Regions from separate parts of the Homo sapiens genome. Here region 2 is linked to region 1. The links are chromatin loops, found by intact Hi-C in ENCODE. Cell type or tissue: Caco-2. All regions are shown on one strand. Each heading gives the region's core, and the rest is flanking DNA. Links, peaks and the distances in the headings are about the cores only.

Evidence for each region. Hi-C counts contacts between places; a loop is a spot of excess contacts. Peaks named below come from ENCODE experiments on the same cell type or tissue, not always from the same donor. Only the 100,000 strongest peaks of a DNase experiment are listed, where the experiment ranks them.
Region 2: a loop joins it to region 1, with 5 times the contacts of the local background. A loop is called at or near these places in 3 of 110 quality-filtered maps.

The regions. Positions count from the first base shown.
Region 1 is chr2:42,059,400-42,070,033 of GRCh38, forward strand. No RefSeq gene overlaps it. Among named protein-coding and RNA genes, the nearest start is that of PKDCC, 17 kb to the left of the region's middle. RefSeq lists an enhancer at 685-754 and a silencer at 9,628-9,792. In Caco-2, for the core only: no CTCF peak of the experiment used is centred there; DNase peaks (open chromatin) are centred at 1,981, 4,542 and 5,312; H3K4me3 peaks cover 408 bases.
Region 2 is chr2:41,890,059-41,900,692 of GRCh38, forward strand. It overlaps LINC01913 (long intergenic non-protein coding RNA 1913), which reads left to right. Exons shown (of 3, transcript NR_033996.1): 2 at 293-360; 3 at 2,471-3,988. Among named protein-coding and RNA genes, the nearest start is that of LINC01913, 18 kb to the left of the region's middle. RefSeq lists an enhancer at 6,486-6,535 and a silencer at 6,666-6,715. In Caco-2, for the core only: no CTCF peak of the experiment used is centred there; a DNase peak (open chromatin) is centred at 5,233.

The sequences.
Region 1 (10,634 bases), core at 1,865-9,864:
GCCCACACACCCCACATCTTGCCTCTGGTGTTGGGCTTGTTGATTGTGGGATTGTGGGTGGAGGGGAGAGGCAGAGCCTCCACAAAGCCTCACACCATGACAATGCAGCCAAATCCTGCCATGCTCACCACCCTCAGACCATCCTTAACCCTCGAAGGAGGACCTCAGCTTCCATCACCCTCGGGCCTCCTTCCCTAGCTGAACTCACTCCATGCAACATGCATAGCCCACCCCACGCAATCCAGTACTGGACTTTACACAATCCTCTATTACCCTCCAACAGTCATATGGCCTGTGGGGCTCTGAGGGCCGGAGGAACCGCATCCACCAAGGAGGCACAAGGCGGGGCCAGAAGTGATGAGAACCTGAGGGGAGGGGGCTGGGCCAGGAAGTTTGCGAGGGCTGCACAGTCCAGAGGGACCCAAGGACCCAGTAATAACCAGGAGAGAGGCCCGCAGGGCTCAGGAACCACAGGACTCTGGGGAAAAAGACCAAAGTGAACCAAGTACTGCCTTCCTGGCTTTGAGAGATTTCCAGACGAGGGGTTCACCAGCCCCTGGAGAGGGACAGAGGGAAATAATACTTCCAGAGGACCAGGCTCTGGCCTCAGCAAGGTACAAAATTATTCCAATTCTAGCCCAGAAAACTGAAGCCCAGGTAACAGCTGCTAAGTGTTTCAGCAAGCATTCTAATCCAGCCTCCCTCCAAGCCTGCGCTCTGTCCGGTAGTACGGAGTGCTGCCTCCGAGAAGGGACCCATTGCAGCAGGAAGAGTGTAAGCTAGAGTTAGGGAAGCGCCTCCTTCCTGTGAGTGTGTAACAAACCGAAATGGAGGTCCCGCAAGGCATAACATCTTTTTAGAAAGACTGACACACAGTGGCTGAAGGGGATGGTGGACGGCTCCTTCCTTAGTGAGTGAGCCTTGTCCCAGAACCTATTTCTGGGGGCAAAAATGGCCAGATTCAGTCCTGCAGAGTCAAGAGAAGGGCATTTGCAACTGGGAATGGAGAAGGGATGGAGTGCCAGAAAGAAAGGGGAGGTAAAGGAAAGCCTGAAGCAAAATCATTCCTCTCCCAGATGACCTTTCACAGAGAGCCACCTGTTTCAGCCAGAAACACAACGCCACCTCCCCTTCCACCCACCAAGCCACGTTCTTCCTACTCCACTGCAATGCTAGTGATACCCGGGTGTAGTGAACAGAAAAAATATATTCACCCAACTGAAGCCTCAGGTGACATGCGCCAGAGGAGGGAAGGCAAGGGTGGGGATTGGGAAGGGATCCTTTTCTGAATTGGGGAAAGGATCCCCCAGTTGTGTTCCTGAATTGAGGAAGCAATGCAGGAGGGCAGTATGACCTAGTGGTTCCCCGTGAGGCTCTGGAGCCAGCCAAAGCTGGGCAGGAGTCCCAGACAGTTCTGCTTTTTGCTCAGTGTGATCTGGTTCATGACAACCTCCCTGAGCCTCCATTTCCTCATCTGCAAATTTCAGATGGATAATCTGCTTCACAGCAGCCTTACGGAAACTGAATAAAATCCTGCCTTAGCCAGGGTCAGCAAACGGTACATGCTTAGGAAATACTGGCTGATGCTGTCATTGTTATTATTTATTAGCGAGCTAAGCCCTCAGTGTTATCCATGGCCTGGCCTGGAAGAACATCCAGGTCAACTGCGGAGGACGAAGGCACGAGCTGGACTGCCCACCCCTTGACTCTGCAGCCCCCGCCCCACCCCGCCCTCCCACCATAGGGAATAGGGCCTTCAACTGCGGGAGGTGGGGCCCGGCTCTCTGGGTCAGTGCCCTGGGAGTTCAGTGTGTGGTAGACAGAAGGAGGAAGAGGATTAACATGAAAGCAGAAAATGGGATTAGGAGGCCTCAGGATAATGTGCCCACCCACCCCCCATCCATGACAACAGCTTCTTGCTTTCACTCTGTGGCTTCTGGAGCCCGAAGCATGTAAGACTTGGTTGTCCCTGCTCCTGAGGGCAGAGCCAGGAAAGGAGACTTGGACTCTGAGCATGAGACTACTCAGTTGACTAGGAAGAGGGGCAGGGCTGTAGCTGGCTGCAGGCCAGGCCTGCGTGACTTTCTGTGCACTTTCTCATTTAATCCTTACGGCAACTCTGAGAGGTGGGTGATGGCCCAGAGGGGTGAAGAGCAGGGATCCAAGCCTAGGCTGTTGCCCCCAAAAGCCTGTGTTCCTTTCCCTCCACCCAGAAGCACACCCAGTTATTGCCCTAAACCCATAGGAGCAATGATCCACTCACACCTGCCACCTCCCCTGGATCATCCACAAAAGTGAGGATGTCCCAAGGACCCTGACCTTAAAGGACCCCTTTGAGGTCTATGTGAAGAACTTTTATGTTTCTCTGTTCACCTCTCCGTGAACCCCAGCCAAGGCTACCCCCTGAGGTAGACAAAGTGCCACATCATTCCCACCTACGGGAAGGAGATAGACCAAGATATTTCTAATAATTGCCTCTTAAGCTCTAGAGGATCCCTACAACTGTGTTTGGGGGAAGTTCCTTCTCCCACTCTCATTCCAGTCAAGGGCCCTGTCAGTCTCCTTTTCTCAGCATTTTAACGACTTGTTGTCCTGGCCCATCCTACCCAGCCCTAGGCCCTCTGGCCTCATTCCAGCTCCAGAAAGCCTCTCCTAGGATGCAGAAAAAAGAACTTTTCCCTCTATCATTCAAGGCCCCAACAGGAAACAGAGAGCACAGTGTGCATAAGACCCATTTACAAATGTGTAGGTCCAAAGGATAGCTATGACCTGAGCCAGTGGCAGCCAAGCTATTTCCATCTCTATCCCCCACCAAAGGAAGGGAGTGGGAGCTATTACCAGAACTCAGAACCTGGAAGAAGAACCCAGGAGTCATGTAGAGTTGGCACTTGAAGAAGTGACCAAAGGACACCACCAGACAGGGTGACCCCACAAGGTGGGACATATACTCTCACCACACATTCCGTCCTCACTCCCCCAGTCTCCTGCTGAGCTCCCCATTGGCCAAACTCAACTTGAAGGCAGAGGGCTAAGGAACTCAATGTGCTCACCTAAGAGCTGGTCAGGAGCACCCCATCTCACCTCACATCTTTGGGATTTTGTTTGGCTTGAGGGGAAGGCAAGAGATGACTTTTTTGTTCCCAGTTCCATCCTTAGATATTCAGCAATTTGTTGTTGTTTGAATGAAGTCACACTTTTGGGCCCAATCCTGCAGAAAGTCCCTTACAGCATGCATTCTCAACAGAGCTACCATCATTCCCAAGGAGACAACACTTGGTTCTTGGGAGATGGAAAGTCTTAGATATCACAATGGTTTATGGCCCTGCAAAGGGCCACAGGACATAAACAGAAATGCAATATTCCATGCTATTAAAATTTCATGGAAGGTGGTGGCAACTGGGGGAAAGGTAGGTTAAAAAAAGTACTTGGTGGGGGTGGGGGATAATAATGGAAAACAGGTTGAGAAGCACTGGATTATAGTGACCCAAAATCTTTCCTTGGGCTGTCACTGAGAGCTTCAAATCTCTCATCCTCAAAGGTGCAGCTTATACTATTATTTTCTAAACTGGTATATATGATGTATTCACTATTATTTTCTAAACTGATATATATGATGTATTTACATGTATTCTCTTTACACATCCATAAAAACAAAGTTCAGGCTGGGTGCGGTGGCTCACGCCTGTAAACCGAGCACTTTGGGAGGCCGAGGCGGGCAGATCACTTGAGTTCAGGAGTTCGAGACCAGCCTGGCCAACATGATGAAACCCCAAGTCTACTAAAATACAAAATTAACTGGGCATGGTGGCAGGCACCTGTACTCCCAGCTACTCGGGAGGCTGAGTCAGGAGAATCACTTGAACCCTGGAGGCGGAGGTTGCAGTGAGCTGAGATCCTGCCATTGCACTCCAGCCTGGGCAAAAAGAGCAAAACTCAATCTCAAAAAAAAAAAAAAAGAAAAACTGCAATTCAAATGCTTTACTCAACCTGCCCTTGTCCATGGGGAACATGTTCAGCCATTCTTGAGCCCTCTGTATCTTCCTGCATCTCACAGCCCTTTGCTGGTATTTGCCTACTTGGAAGAGCTCAAGGTCATTGGCAAGCCAGAAGATTTCAATGTACACTCATTCTTCTCTCAACAGATCAAGCCACAAAATATTTCTTGGATGCTAGTCACTGTAATGAATCCAGAAATATCAACCATGCTCTGCCTTTCAGGAGCCCACTAAGTCACTGGAGATGTCACAATTCAAGGTGATATATGATCCATGACTCTATGGCGATGGGGATGATTTCCACATGTGACTTGTGAAAGCAAAAGGGCTTGATAGTCACATCTCAAATCATTAAGGGCCAGTTAACTTGGTCCCCCCAGGAGCATCAATTCCCCAGCAGGAGCCCCACAGTTCACATTTTTCCATCCAGATAAAGACTTGTTTATCCTTACTCTTTATTCCTTATCTCTAAGCCAGTTCCCTATTTGTTTCCAACATTCTCTCCATTCCCATGGTGACTCAACTCCTTTAACATGCTTTGGTGTGGCACCTGTCAGAGGACGCTTGAAAGTGTAAGGAGATTGTGTCTCCTGTTTCCCCCTTATCCGCACACTTATTCTGACCCTTCACAAAGCTCTAGTAGATTAGGGAAGCATGATTTCTCCTTACCAAAGACAGGCTGCCTTTCCACAGGAGGTGGAGTTTTCTCAAGCACCCGTAATCCTGCCCTGAGAGGTTCTGTCAGCTTGCCTGGCATGGAAACTAAACTCTCGCACCATTTCCCAGAGACCCCTCTGGTGCCTTCGGTTCTTCAGCACGAGGGTCAGTCTCAAGAAAAGGCTCTCATTTTGTCCTATGCTTCCATGATGTCAATCTTCTTATTTATTGGCAGCAGGCTGGACTGGGGGGTGGCAGGGGGTGCAGAGAGGGGATACAAAACAAAAACAAAACATACAGTGTGCCTTACTTTCCATTGCTTGGAGATTTCAGGCACTGTAATTCATCTGAACTTGTGCAGAAGATAATAGTAAGGTTATCTGTATCACATTTCATTTTATGACATATCACCTTGTTTACACCGCTCTTTGGGTTGTATATGGGATATAGATTACCTTTAAACACTCTGGTTTTGTTTAGTCCTTTTATTCTGCCATCAATAAAAAGTTTTAAAGGCAACCATTGTTCTAAGAAATGACTATTGCACTTAGGGCACAAAGCTACTTTAATTGAGAAAGACAGATTATCTTGTACCTTGGCCTCCCGTATCTTATTGAAGCAGGCTTTGATGCCGTGCGGAGTCTTCTGACTCCATCGTTGAGCTATGCAGCATTCTGCAGTTATTAAGAGCAAATGAATTTCTTCTTTAAACACAGACCTCTGCTTAGCACATTTAGTACTATTTGACTTGGGTCTCAAGATAGTGCTATACCCGGAATGGACTTCGCATGCCGAATTTTTTTAGAAATTACCCACAATCCTATCACATATGCTGAAGTGACCTTTTTTTTCCTATAGGCTCTCCAACAATGTGCTGAGATGAAGAGATTTCTACAGGGTACTTTCGGGTTAGGAACTTACAGGTTAACTCTTTAATGCTCAAGTCTTTATGTAATCCATTCATGCTGCTTCTGAAAATATATTCTTAGCAAATAATTCAAAATATGAAAAGATTCAGATGCACACAGATGCTCCTTGCAACATTATTTAGAATAACAAAAATGAGAACTGTTTGGCAATATGAGAAAATGTATAAATTATACTGTTAAATGAAAAAGCAGTATGCAACCCATATATTCAACTATGTAAGAATAAATTTGGAGGCTGGGCACGGTGGCTCACACCTATAATCCCAGCATTTGGGTGGCTGAGGCTGGCGGGTCACTTGAGGCCAGGCGTTCCAGACCAGCCTGGCCAACATGGTGAAACCCTGTCTCTACGAAAAATACAAAAAAAATTAGCTGGGCATGGTGGCGTGTGCCTGTAATCCCAGCTACTCAGGAGGCTGAGACTTGAGAATCACTTGAACCAGGGAAGCGGAGGTTTCAGTGATCTGCAGTCCAGTCTGGGTGACAGAGTGAGACTCCATCTCAAAAAAAAAAAAAAAAAAAAAAAAAAAAAGAGAGCCCCCCCCCCGCCGCCCATCTCAAAAAAAATAGTGGAAGAGACTGGAAGGAAATACACAAAAACCAGTAATTTTGCAAGGATGACAAAGGTATTTTTCTTTTATATATATATTTTATTATACTTTAAGTTCTAGGGTACATGAGCACGATGTGCAGGTTTGTTACATATGTATACATGTGCCATGTTGGTGTGCTGCACCCATTAACTTGTCATTTACATTAGGTATATCTCCTAATGCTATCCTTCCCCCCTCCCCCCACCCCACAGCAGGCCCCAGTGTGTAATGTTCCCCTTCCTGTGTCCAAGTGTTCTCATTGTTCAATTCCCACCTATGAGTGAGAACATGCGGTGTTCGGTTTTTTGTCCTTGTGATAGTTGCTGAGAATGATGGTTTCCAGCTTCATCCATGTCCCTACGAAGGACCTGAACTCATCATTTTTTATGGCTGCATAGTATTCCATGGTGTGTATGTGCCACATTTTCTTAATCCAGTCTATCATTGTTGGACATTTGGGTTGGTTCCAAGTCTTGGCTATTGTGAGTAGTGCCGCAATAAACATACGTGTGCATGTGTCTTTATAGCAGCATGATTTATATTCCTTTGGGTATATACCCAGTAATGGGATGGCTGGGTAAAATGGTATTTCTAGTTCTAGATCCCTGAGGAATCGCCACACTGTCTTCCACAATGGTTGAACTAGTTTACAGTCCCACCAACAGTGTAAAAGTGTTCCTATTTTTCCACATCCTCTCCAGCACATGTTGTTTCCTGACTTTTTAATGATCGCCATTCTAACTGGTGTGAGCTGATATCTCATTGTGGTTTTGATTTGCATTTCTCTGATGGCCAGTGATGATGAGCATTTTTTCATGTGTCTGTTGGCTGCATAAATGTCTTCTTTTGAGAAGTGTCTGTTCATACCCTTTGCCCACTTTTTGATGGGGTTGTTTGTTTTCTTCTTGTAAATTTGTTTGAGGTTCTTTGTAGATTCTGGATATTAGCCCTTTGTCAGATGAGTAGATTGCAAAAATTTTCTCCCATTCCATAGGGTGCCTGTTCGCTCTGATGGTAGTTTCTTTTGCTGTGCAGAAGCTCTTTAGTTTAATTAGATCCCATTTGTCAATTTGGCTTTTGTTGCCATTGCTTTTGGTGTTTTAGACATGAAGTCCTTGCCCATGCCTATGTCCCGAATGGTAATGCCTAGGTTTTCTTCTAGGGTTTTTATGGTTTTAGGTCTAACATTTAAGTCTTTAATCCATCTTGAATTAATTTTTGTATAAGGTGTAAGGAAGAGATCCAGTTTCAGCTTTCTACATATGGCTAGCCAGTTTTCCCAGCGCCATTTGTTAAATAGGGAAGCCTTTCCCCATTTCTTGTTTTTGACAAAGGTATTTTTCTTTATTGCCAAACCTTTTATATGTGTTGTGATTTTTTTTTTTTTTTTTTTTTTTTTTGAGATGGAGTTTCACTCTTGTTGCCCAGGCTGGAGTGCAATGGCGTAATCTCAGCTCACTGCAACCTCCACCTCCCAGGTTCAAGGGATTCTCCTGCCTCAGCCTCCCAAGTAGCTAGGATTATAGGCATGCGCCATCACGCCCGGCTAATTTTGTATTTTTAGTAGAGATGGGATTTCACCATATTAGTCATGGTGGTCTTGAACTCCTGACTTCAGGTGATCCACCCGCCTTGGCCTCCCAAAATCCTTGCTGGGATTACAAGCATGAGCCACTGCGCCCGGCTGTGTCATGATTTTGTCTGGTTAATACAAATGGTTTTATTTATATTGTCTTTCAACGTCTTAAAAAAGAAGTTCGATCTTTCTGCCTAAAATGGGACCAAAATCTCCCATTTTGTTATATAACCTTTATTTATCCTGGACTGTTGGAAAGTCAGCCCCACTAATTCTTTGATGCCTAACAAGTGTTTGATGGCCTACTACAGGAGCTGGAATCACAAATGACTATAGAGCCAGCAGGGAAGGGATCAGTGGTGCCTAAGGCCACCTGGAGAACTTAGGCGTGATTTGCATAGGTATTTCAAGAAAGCTGGAATTTTTTGTGACTCTCCTGATTTGTACACTTTGGCTACTTGTTCAAATTCAAAATTAAAATGAAATAAAAAGACATTTGTGGGCCAAACAGAAAATGTCTAAAAGCTGGATTCAACCGGCTGGCAGTGATTTTATGACCTCTGGCACGAGACCCATTTCTGAAGTTATAACCAGCTGCCTGATTTCTTAGCACTCAGACAACCAAACCTTCTCCATGTCCTTCCGTCCCTTCTTCCTTGGCGAGCCCTGCACCACTCCCGACCATGCGACGAGGGTGATGAAGAACATTGGTCCTCAGAATTAGGAAGGCTTGTGAATCTGTCCCTCCTTGGAAGCATTTCTCCTGCCAGAACATGAAAGCTGGAGACATTTTTGTTATTAATTCATTTCTCTGTCTGTCGCTTACATTTAGTGTGGCTGTGAGGAATGAATTTGATGGTGTTCAAATATGACCAATTTCATCCTTAAGCCCTTCTCAGTTGTCAGATGGTGCCAGCCAGTCCTAGGCTCTGTTTCCAGTTTGCTGTCAATCTGACTTCAGCAGTCAGTGTGTTCGTCACTGTTTATTCCAATACCACTGCCCTGTCTGGCACACTGGCCAGCTTCAGAGGACTGACCTTAAAAGGTGGCCACCTCTTCTGCTCCAGCTCCACTTCCCCTGTCTCCCTCCCCCTCTCATCGTTGGGAGCATCTTTGGCATCTCCGCCACGGAGGGATCCTATCTGCCTCTATGCTGGCGTCTGCTTCTGATCTCTCATGAAAGGCTTCAGGCAACCTCCACTTCCAGAAAATGATCCTTTTCCCTGCAGTGACCCTAGGGCTTTGCCACACAGATTTCCCACTGTTCTCGGATCCCTGGATATTGGCCCCTGGACTTGCAGTAAGGTGCAACAGACACCCCAGGACTAACCATCATCCCCAGTCCCCAGCACACCAAGGACCATCTGGTGCCATGAGGTTGACGTGACATCTCTGCTGCCCTGGGGGCATTGGAAAACTGCATCAGCATGGTCTTATAGGAGCTTGTGCACTGATCAATGAATTAATCACCAATCAATAAACGAATGAGCTGAGGCTCACCACTTAGTCATTTTAGCTTCTGTACAGTGAAGCGTCCCTCCCTTCTCCATGCAGGACCCGTTGTGGTTACGAATGCCTCCTATTAGTTCTTTGTTTATTTGGGGCATTGCAGATGCTGCCAGATGTTTACTTTTAACGTGAGGAGAATTACACCACTCCTGTGGTTGTGGAGAAAGAAGGGGGAGCTCAGGGCTGCGAAGGTGGGAAGTCCCTCCACAGCCCAGTCACTGGGAGTTCCTTCCCGCTCCCCTCCAGATGTGGCCCAGCCCCTACCCCATTTTGTCAAGTCAGCAGATCCCGACTATTCCAAGCATGGAGGGCCTGACAGCCTCCAGAGCCCAGGCAGCAGCACATATGGCCCAGCATGTGGTGTGCACATATGTAACTCCGAGGTCACGCCGGGCTCCACCAGCCCTCCCCGCACTCAGACCAGGACTCTCACTGCAGAGTCCCCGTCTCACCTGGCCCTTTAAAACAGCTCCCTCCTTGACAAGATCAAAAGGCAGAATTACCTTTTGAATTATTGGAGCTGCTGGAAAATGACACTGTTGGCAGGTATGGCCATGGTACTACCCCAAGACTAACCTTGGAACCCCACAAAGCCTGACCTATTTGCAGCAACACCTCTCAGCCTGCAAAGTCCATTAGAATTGGTGGGATCTTGTGTGGCCAAGAGGAGCTGAGGCTGATGGCAGAGGCCAGTGCAAACGCAGGTTCTCCCCACCAGGGTCCAGATTCTTTCAAAGACATGCAGGCTATTACCTACAGTCCACATCTTTTGAATGACAGTTCCTGATCCACATCACCTTATGCCACCATTACCTCTGCTGCTGGACAAGGAGGGAGAGCCTGCTCATTTGTCCATCCATCAGCCTGTTTAGTCCATCCTCCTCTCCATCTGCCTTCCTTCTCCCTTCTGCCCTCCTGGGCTCTAATAACCTAGAGCCTACAGATACCTTCCTTTTCTTTTTCCTTCTTGGTGCCCAGGAAGCACAGCCAAAAGGCAGAAGCTCATAACCTGCCCATACTCCCAAACAGAAATGAACCCGGGAGGAGGGAGGGATGAGCAGCAGCTCCCTGTCCAGCTCAGCCCAGCCCAGCCAGGCTGGAGGAGCCTTGCAAATGAGAAAGGCCCAGGGCAGAGCCACGTACTCATATTGTAGGACTGAGGACTTACAATATCAGTATGACTGAGTTGGCTGCAGCCCATATGCTGGCTTCCTAGAAAATAGACCTGTCTCCTTTCTGAATGACAACTGAAAGCTGCTAAGAGAAGAGGAGATGCCCCTTGATATCTTTCTCAAGAACTTGTTTTTCCAAGAATAAATGGGATGCAAAAATCACCAAACATTGTTTCGCTACGAAACAGTGAACTGACCCAGTT
Region 2 (10,634 bases), core at 1,060-9,059, 170 kb before region 1:
ATATACAGAGTCTAATTAACTGTAAAATTGTTACAGTAATATGCATGAATTATATATACTTATAGCAGCTAACACAGTATATAGTCTCTCTTTAATAGAATCTTGATTTTTCACAGGGCAGCACAGTGCTCAACTAAAAATACACACCTTCCCAGATTCCCTTGAGGCTGAGGTAGCAATGTATTGCAGTTCTGGCCAATGAAATAAAAACAGAAGCCTACTGGTCAACTTCCAGAAAGAATGCTTTGCCCTTTACCAATTACCCTTTTCTCTTCTTCCTACCTAAAATAAGGACAAAATGCTTGGAGGAGCAACAGACACCCTGAGACCATGAAGACAGGACGAAGTCACACACTAAGAGTAAGAGAAAAGGATAATTAAATTTTAAAACCCTGGGTGCTTAATGATATCCTTAAAGATGTGTACTAGCTCTGAACTTTTTACTCCAGTCTTCTCGTTGCGAAATAAACCCCTAAATGTTTAATCCACTGTTTTCTATGATGTACAGCCAAGTGTAAACCTAAATTGCACAGTGTGATATAGTAAAAATAAGTATTTGATCTTTGTTCCTCCTGACACACATCCCCTAAAATCCTTAGCATCTATGGAGTGGTGAGTATCTTTTGTATGTTAATAAGAGCACTGGTAGTTGAGGGCATGTGGATAGATTCAGGAGTCTTGGTCACCTGAAAGACCAAGGCATGATTAGAGGTTTGAAACTTTCAGCCCCACTCCACCCACAGCCTCCAGGGAGGGGAGAGGGGCTGAAGGTTGAGTTCAACCACCAATGGCCAATAATTTCATTAATCCTGCCTACATCATTAAACTCCCATTAAAAACTCCTACACGGAGGGGTTCAGCGAGTTTCAGAGTTGGCAAACACATCCATGTGTTGGGAAGGTGGCAGACCCCGACTTCACATGGACAGAAGTCTTGTGCTTGGGACCCTGCTGAACATTGTCCTATGTGCCTCTTCATCTGGCCATTCATCTGCTCCTCTACACAAAAGAAAACTAAGAGTCAGCAAAGTATCTTCCAGAGTTCTGTAAGCCCTTCCAGACAATTACTGAACCTGAAATGGGAGGGTGGTGGGAACTCACAACTTTGTAGCCATGTCAGACAGAAGTGGTAGTATCTTGGGCACCAAATTTGTAATAGGCATCTGAAGTGAAGGGAGGCTTGTGAGACTGAGCCTGTAAACCTGTGGAGTCTGACATTAACTTCCGTCAGTAAGTGTCAGAATTGAACTGAATTGTAGGACACCCAGCTGGTGCCCAGAGAGTTGGAAACAGTTGTGAGCATGGGGAAAAAAACCACCCATTTGGTGTCAGAAGTGTTGTAAGTAAAAACAGTTTAAAATTGGTAGCATTCAAAGAATGTTAAAAAATTTAAGGATAACCTCTCAAAGGAGAGAATTCAAATGTATGTAACTGTTAAAACAGTAGGAGAAAAAAACAGAAAATTGTCAATATACTAACAGAAAGAAAAAAGGAAACAAAAGAAGCTAAGAGATTAAAACAAAAACATAAAGATATCAATATACACCAGTCATAACTGTGTTCTAATAATAAATGTAGTAAATGTAAAGAATTAAAATTACTTGTTAAAAGAAACACTAAGATCAAATAAGAAATCCGGCCTTTTGTTTTTTCTAGTAAACACACTTAAAATATAATAACACAGAATTATTGAAATGAAATCAGAAGAAATATACCAAGTGATCATTATCCAAAAAAAATGATAGTAAGTAAAGTATCTCCCAAAGTTCTGTGAGCCTTTCTAGCCAATTATTCAACCTGAAATGGGAGGGTGGTAGGAACCCACAACTTTGAAGCCAAGCAGTGAAACAATATTAAAGTCAGAAAAAATAAAGAAAACAATTACAAAATGATAAAAAGAATTCTCCAGAAAAATAAAACAACCCTAAACATGAATATACCTAATAACATAGCCAAAAATAAAACAAAAGAAAAACTAACAGATTTGCCACCATGGTGAGGGATTTCCAGGCGGAAGGGAACAGGCTTATTGTCCTGGGTAGATGTGAAAGTAGGCTGAGACAAGTGAGTGGAAGTTATGAAGTGGAAGGACTTTGACTACATCTATGGAGGGACTTCTATAACTTTCAGAGCTGTCCAAATTGAAATTGGCTGCCTTGGGAGGGAGGGAGAACTCCAAAAACATGGTTTTCTAAGTACAATCTGTATGGCTACTTAATGAGACTATTGTCCAAATATTCAGATATCAGACACTTAGCCCCATGAGGGCAGGAACCATGACTGCTTTGTCCACCACTATGTACCTGGTGTCTGAAGCAGAGACTGGCACAGAACAGGTGTTCTTAAGTGTCCACTGTATGAATTTACTTTCCAGACAAGAAAATGGAGAAAACCACCTCTAGAGTGGCTTCTAATTCAGAGATTCAGTGATTCTTATCTACCCATTCCTCTGCTATTTGTCCTCATTCCAGTCTGAGGCCCAGGGTCACCACAAACCCGGGAGACATGAGGCCAGGCCTGAGAGGCACAGGCAGGCTGAGGAATGGACAGAAGAGCAACAGAGAAGCCTGGAGGATGAAAGCCAACTCTGCAAAGAGCTTCCAAGAGTCTTCCTGCCACAGAAATTCCACTTGGCCACAGAAATGGCCCTGGCCCTGGGCCAGGAGAGAGGTGGCGACGAGCTGCTCATGGCAATGACTTTCAGTCAGCATGTCTTACCTGTGCTTCCAAGGGTGGAGATGCCACTTTGAGTAGGTCACTGGGTCAGGCAGGTCACAAACCAAGCTCCTCCTACACAGTGAGTTCACGGAGACAGAGAGAAGGAAGGGAAGGAGGTTCTCAGCTCTACTGATTCCTTAGGTCAAGGAGGGACAGGGTCCCTGTACTTGGGGACCCTCCAGTCTGATGGGAAGATACAAGGCAACCCTCTTAGAGCCGTAGAATGAATGCCACCTATAGTTCCTCCCTTCAGGAAGGAAATCCAGTCTGATGGAAGAGACACGGCCCCTGTTGTATCATTCTTGCCTTCTTACCCATGTCACACAAGGGAGTGAAGGAGGTGGCAGGCCCAGGGATAGGTCCATTTCTGTGGTGAATGGAGGCTTTCAGAGGACATTCCCACAGCCCTGCTGTCAAGGGCCCCTTCCCCTTCCTCCCTCCCCGGCACGATGCCTTACCCACTGGAATGAATCCTGAGCTCTGAGCCTATTCCTAACACATGAATGCTGACCCCTTTGTCACGTCCCGCTTTCCCTCCAACTCTGTTTTTTGTTCTTTTTCCCACCCAGACTCGCCCTCCCCCACTTGCCATTTCCCAAGCTCATCCCGGGGAGACCAGACTCAATGGCCCACTGGTGATCTTGTTTTACATGAGACATTTCCAAAAAAGACCAAAAAATCCTTTCCAGGAAAATGCCATTTTTAAAATTCAGCTCCAGACACTGCGGCAACATTAGGAAAACAAAGGACTTGGCAGAAAGGTTTTCTGCGTGGGGACTTTCTCTCGAAAATACCTTCTCCAAATTGCCTCCAGTGGGGATGACTCCAAGGGTCAGTTCTGGAGCACCCAGGCAATTGCAGACAGAGTGACTTCGGGTTTGTACACTGTCCCAGGTCTTTCCTTACCTGATATCACCCTGGGATCTTCCAGGCTTAAACAAGGAGCCCCTTCCAAGGGTCCCCAAAGGAAGCAGCTGTCTCTGAGGGTCAAGAAATAATGCTGCTTCCTTCCTCCAGAGGGGACTCCTCAACCCCTCTCTTGCCACCATCACTAAGCCAGGGGCCCAGGTTAGGAGGTGGAGGGACATAGTGTGCTTAGTAGAGAGCTTGTCTTCTCTTATCATCCAAGTGAGAGGAATACACAGCTTCCCCTGGGGCATACATAGTGGTGTTCCCCTTTTTTGCATGTATCAGGTATAATTAATCAGGTTGACATCACATATGTAATAATAATGGCCATTATTTATTAAACACTTCCAATGTGTCCACGAGTAACCTGTTCTTTATGTTTGTTTTACCTCATTTAATCCTGGTAACGATTGTCATGGGCTGAATTGTATCTACCCACTCCCCACCACTCAACAAGACTCGTACGTTGAAGTCCTAACCCCCAGTACCTCTGAATGACTGTGTTTGGAGACACATCCTTAAAACAGGTAATTAAGTTAAAGTGAATCATAATTAGGGTGGGCCCTAATCCAATAGGATTGGTGACCTTACAGAAGAGGAAATGTGAACATTGTTAGGCACATGCTGGGAGGCAAGGACATAGCGAGAAGGCAGCCATCCGCAAGCCAAGGAGAGGGGCCTCGGAAGAAACCAAACCTACCGGTACCTTGATACTGGACTTCCGGCCTCCAGAACTATGAGAAAATTAATTTCTGTTGTTTAAGCCATCCAGTCCATAGTATCTTGTTATGGCAGCCTTAGCAAACTAATACAACACCCATACAATCAATCTTACCATCTTACCATTTTACAGAGGACAAAACAGTCTCGAGAGGGTATATAACTTTCCCAGCAAGCATATAGCAGAGCTGAAAATGCATAATCAACTGCGTGACTCTGGAACACAAGCTCTTAGAACTGGATCCTGCTGCTTCTCCTCTGTGCTCTACTATGCAAGTTCATGATCCATTTACTTATTGCTACAAAATAAACCATCCACAACTTATTGGCTGAAAACAACAACTTTTATTTTGCTCATGAATCAGCAATTTAGGCAGGGCTTGTTGAGAACAGCTCATCCCTGCTCCACTTGGTATCAGCTGGGACAACTTCAAGGATGATCTGACAATTGATGCTGGCTGTTAGCTGGGACCTTAGGTGGGGCTGCTGGTCCAAAATTTCATGTGGACTCTCTATGTAGCCTGAGCTTTCTCCTAACATAACAACTGGTTTCAAAGGCAAGCATCCCGGGAGACAGAGCCAGGCAGAAGCTTCTCTAAACAGCCGTAGCAGACACACAGCATCACTTTCGCCACATTCTCTTCCTTTGAAGCAAGTCACTGAGGCTGGTCCATGTTCAAGGGGAGAGGAATTCAATGCCACCTCTCAGTGGGAGGAACATCAAGGAATTTGCAGACATGTTTCAAAACCATTACAATGCATGTGCCATTGACATGCCTGAACATATTTTATGTCAAGTGTTTATTTACCACCAGCACAGTATCATCGAAAGGACATCAGACTGGAAGTCCAAAGTCCTGAACAAGAGCCTGTCAGCTGTGTGGGGCTGGGATTTCAACACCCATCTATGAAAAAACCAGTACCTGCTTGTCCACTCAGTTCAGCCACCCTCTATATGGAAATGAGGTCACTTAACCCCATTCCAGTCTCTAAAACCAATACTAATCCCAGTCAGCAGGTTAGTTAGAATGCTGCTCCTGGGGCACTTTATTTGACTCTCAGTTATGATAGCCTGGGTTCTCCCTGTCTCTGTGCCTGAGCCTGTCTTAGAAACGTAGCAGTCTATGTGTGGAGCACATCCTCAGGACTAGGCACTGTCACTGGTGCTTTATGTTTGCTATCTCATTCAGCTATTTCAACCCTATGAAGGAGGTTTCTTTATGCCCATTTTACAAATGAAGAAACTGAAATTCAGGGCAGGTAAGTCATTTGCCCAAAAGTTAGTAAAGGGCAGAGCCAGAACTATGAGTTGTGCTGTGGCCAGCTCTGTCTCCTCCAGGATCTGCTGTCCTGCCCCTGGACTGCCTGCCAGGACATCTGATGGCTTCTGGGTTGTCTGTACCTCTGCTCCTCTTGCCTTTTAGGGCCTCACCATACTTCTTGTTGAACCTTATCCCTGTCTCCTTCATGAACGACTCACTGGACTTCTACCATCCTGCATTCATCCTCCTGATCTAACTCCATATCCCAGCCCTCTGCATCTGCCCCAGCCTATCGTGCCCAACTGCACAGTGTCCTGGCATGGCTAGAGAGCAAGATCAAGCAAGAGAGCATCACCAGTGAAAAAACAAAAGCTCTGGAGTCAGACCGATCTAGATCCAAATGGTGGAGTGAGCTCCACCGTTTATTATTTGTGTATAAAAATAATGACACCCATGTTGCCTCGTTGTGAGGATTCTCGGTGAGTTAATACAAGTATAGGGCTTGGCATAGTGCCTGGCACCTAGCAAATGCTTAGTAAATATTAGTTATCTTTGCTGTTATTATCAATAATACTTGTAAAAGATCCACTAGAGAGCCTAGCATATGGTAGGCATTCAAAAAATGATAGCTGTTAATCTCATTGTTTAAGTCCTGGAAAAGCTACAGGAATTCAGAGAAGAGCCAGATAACAAGGTAGCAGAGACAGAAAACAGGCTGCCCAAGTAACTGCGCAGATCTGCAGATCTGTCTAATCCTAGAGCTTGGGTATGACTGGCCTTGATTAAGTGGAAACGCCTCCCTACAGAACTCCCATCTTCATCTGCCTCGATTAGGAGATGACAAGAGCTTCCTGAGCTTGGAAGCCCCTGGGAAGAGGAATTTCAAGAAGGAAAATCAGAAACACCCTGTCTGTGCTACGACTGCCCAGGATCCTCTGCTGTGGCAACATATATCACTGGCCACCCCACTGTGCCGTGTTCATCTAGTTGTCCTATATAGGTCTGTGGTTTCACAGGCTTCATCTGAGCCTGCAAGTTCTCAGAAAGTGGGTGAATGTGGTCAGAGTATGTTTCAGCCTCCCAGCCTCAAACCCACTCCAGGTTGAGATGTCAACAAAAACAGCAAGCAGGTGGGTAGAAAGCAACCATCAGATTTATAAAAGAGCTGTCAGATAACCACACACAGGCACTCACACTTGTGAGCATTTGAGAGCTGTGGTGCTGGTGCCCTCTTTTACCTTATTTTTCCTGCTGCTACCCTCCCAGGATCCTCACAACTAGATCCACCGATGCTCACAGCTCCTGAGTCAATGCTAACCAAGCTGGAGAGTATGTAAAGTTTGAGCAGATACAACGGCTTGGAATAATGTCACCAGCTCAGTTACAACTACTTGGCTCCTGTGTTCCTCCTGATTTTCCTTCAAGCCAGATGATCAATGAGGTGACAGGTATTTCCCCCAGACCACTCTCATTTCCCTTTTCCAATCATACATGGATCTGGTGCCCTCAGGGATGACCTCTAAGAACCCACATTCCTGCACCACGTTGCCTCTGAGCCTGAGCTCTCCTCTCCCCTCTCCTGGGCCCATTGTGATACAATCAGGCTCTTCTGTCCCTAATTTTGCCTAGGACCCAGTTCTTCTCTGTATAAGTCAGACATTGCTGTGATAATACTATGTAATAAACCATCCCATAATCTTAGTGGCTTACAAAAACAAACATTTATTTTCCTCACTCACAATCTGTGGGTTGGGTAGAAGGGCTGTGATTCAGGTGGTGAGTTGGGTACAGATCAGTTCCATATCTCTCTCCTGGAACCAGCAGCTACCTGGGATAGGCTCTTCTCATTACATATGGAAGCAGCACACAAAGGGGCTAGTGGAAGCCTCCCATGACTCTTAAGGCCTCAATTCAGAACTGTCTCGTTGTCACGTCCATCCATATTTCCATTAGCCAAAGCAAGGTAACTGGCCAAGCCCACAGCTGACAGCATGGGAATATAGGCTCTACCTCCTCTAGTAGGGTGCATGTAAAGCCATATGGCAAAGGGCATGGGTATATAATTCTATTGCAGGGAGGGAGTGGAGAATTGGAAATAATCATTCAGTCTCCAACATTTCTTAATCTAGAACTCAGTTACAAGCTCACCTGAGGGAATATACATCTTTTACTTGCCTGCTGGGCCTTCTACCCCTGATCCCAGCCCACTGGCCTAGGATGTGACTCTGAGTGAAGAAGTGTCTCACATGGAGACCCCGCCCACTTGGCTGCCAGTCCTTGGCTGTCACCAGCATCATTTACTCTGATCCACCCACCTGACTGTTCCTCTGGAATTCTTGAAGAAGCCTACCAGCCTAATTGGCTCCTCAGCCCTTATCTATACTGGCCTCAGGAGGGGCTAGAACCAAGAACTCAAAAACTGGAAAAACATTGGGGAACCAAGCAGTTTCTCCCACTCTCTCACTCTGCACTTCTGCTTCCTTCTCGCTGTGGGCATCAGCTTTCTCTGCTCCTCAATGGATGGTGGAATAGGGCCTGCTCTAGGCCTGGAGCCACTTTTGGCACCATCACCAGGATAAAGAGAATTCCAGTGTCCCATTTCCAGAGTCCCAGAGAAAGACCCCGGTCAACCATGGCTGGTATCATGACATAGAAACATGGTTGCCTACCCCTCTAGATGGAGGAGAAGAGAGGTGTGAGCTGCCAGACAGTAAGAAAAGCATGGAAACCAGAGGTTTCAGGCTGTAGTCTTCTGAGCTGACTCTGGCCAGAGATGTGTTTTGTTTGGCCCAAGGGATTTTTTTAATGTTTTCAATTACTTGACAAAAGTTAGAAATTGAGAGTTCACATATGAATCCAAATACTTTTTTCTTAAAAAAACTGAAAGGTCTCAATTGGAAAGGAGTGTGAGGGGCCTTATGGGTCCTGATGCTGTTCTGTTCCTCAATCTATGATCTATTCATGGAAAATTTATCAAGCCATATACTTAAAATAGATCCACTTTTCTATTTGTATATTACACCTTCTTTAAGTTTTAAGAATTTAGAAGGTCTATAATGAAATCACATTCCAGCAAGGAATAAGTCCTCTGGAGCTGAGTAGTTTTCCATACCACCATACCCCTCACTACTCCCCATTCTCTTCCTATCACTGAGGCCGAGGGTCAGTAGTCACTCATCATCGTCCTAGACTATGATTTTCTTATAACAGAGTTGGGAAGAAAGTAACTTTTATATGGACATTCATACATACATATCCATAACTCAAGCAAAAGGACAGACACAAAAGAGCATCAACGAGAGCTATGTGTTTGCATGTTTGCAAAAAAAAAAAAAAAAAAAAAAACGGAAAATAGCTTTTTATTTTTGGAGAAGTTAAAATCATTCTTCCAAGTTTGACATGCAAATGAAATGTGTCAGTATCAAAAGAATTCAAACAAAAAAGCTGTGAGGCTGGTAGGGAAACTTAACGATCTAAAAGAAAGTACTGATGTTTTAACATGTTTTATTTTTCAAAGCAAATAAAACAAATGACACAACTGTGAAATGAAGTTATGGAGAAGGAGAAAATATTGCTCATGCATTGAAACCTTTTATTAATGGTGAGTTTACAAAAGAGAATCTACTGAGGATAGAGAAATTCATACCTTGAACAAAAACAAGTATTTGCAAATGGAAGACTAAACAGAAACGCTGGTTGCTCAACAAGATGACGACATGGCTGAGAACTTACAGGACAGGTTGTGTGAAAAAGTTAAATCATTTGTGGCATTTCCTAGTGAAGCTTATGAGAGCCCAGTTAAAATAATACCACCCAGTCAGCTATATTTATTTATGGTTCCAAAGAGACTTCAATGTGATTGGAGAACTTTTGGTCATGGTGTCCATCACAGGCACAATTTCAGGAAATTACTTAGCTTTGTGTGTTGAGAAGCCTTGAAAAACTTAAAGCAGACAGGTCAAAATTAGTAAGCCTGGCTACAAAACAGAGCTCCTGAAATGATCAGCATTAACACTGACCTTGTTATGAATCTTAAATCTAAGGTGGCCAATTTTGCACAATTAGGGAAACTAAATAATTCACCAGGAATTGCCTTGTGCTAAAAAGTTAAAATAGAACACATATCATGGGCCTAGTGAATGGGACTTACTCCCATGGCTAAAAGCATAAAGAGTTCAGTGCTTTGCCTGATAAAGTGGATATGCAGTAGTCATAACACTCGTCTGTTCTAATAAATAAAGGGTAGTTAGTGTGTAATGTCGGGGTCTTTCATGGGTGGGAGGGGAGGAACAGCTGAAAAGTTATTAACTTGTTCATATCATCCAACAAAAATACCCCAGCTCACCAGCAAAGATTGGATCAAAGTATATGCCTTTTCAGTAAATATCACAAGCCATTTAACCCTTTTGGGTATCTCTTTAAGAATTATCACAAATATGCAAATGGCTATTCAGTTTTCTCATTCTTAGTGAAATTATATCTTAGGGAAACTCATTTGGCAAAGAATCATCTGGCTTATTTTCCTATGCTGAAATCAGTTTTCCAAAATGAAAGAGGTCTCTTCAACTGCTCTCTAAAAATTCTGGAGCTGAAGACAGGATGAGATTCCAAAAAAGTTGCTAGTTTTATGAAAATGATCTTTCTCAATATTGTGCCACAAATGCAATTTTTTGAACTCACCTTTCTCAGTATTGTAATATAAATGGAATTTTTTGAACCACAATTCATTCCCTAAAACTAAATTTTGCAACATTGGAATGCCAGAATTCTACAAATATCTCAGGAGTGGTTACCCTAAATATAAAAACCATCATACAAATATTCTATCAATGCTCAGCCATGAACAGCTGTTTTCCATTATGAAACTAAATAAAACGATTGCTCTCAGTTAAAAGATTCAAGGTTGAATTCTATACAGCACATCACAACATGAAATGCAAGACTCAACATTGACATGTTGGGGTAAAAGAAAAAGTGTCACATTTCTGGTTGTAAAGCAAAGAAGTAATGAGGTATGAAAGAAAAA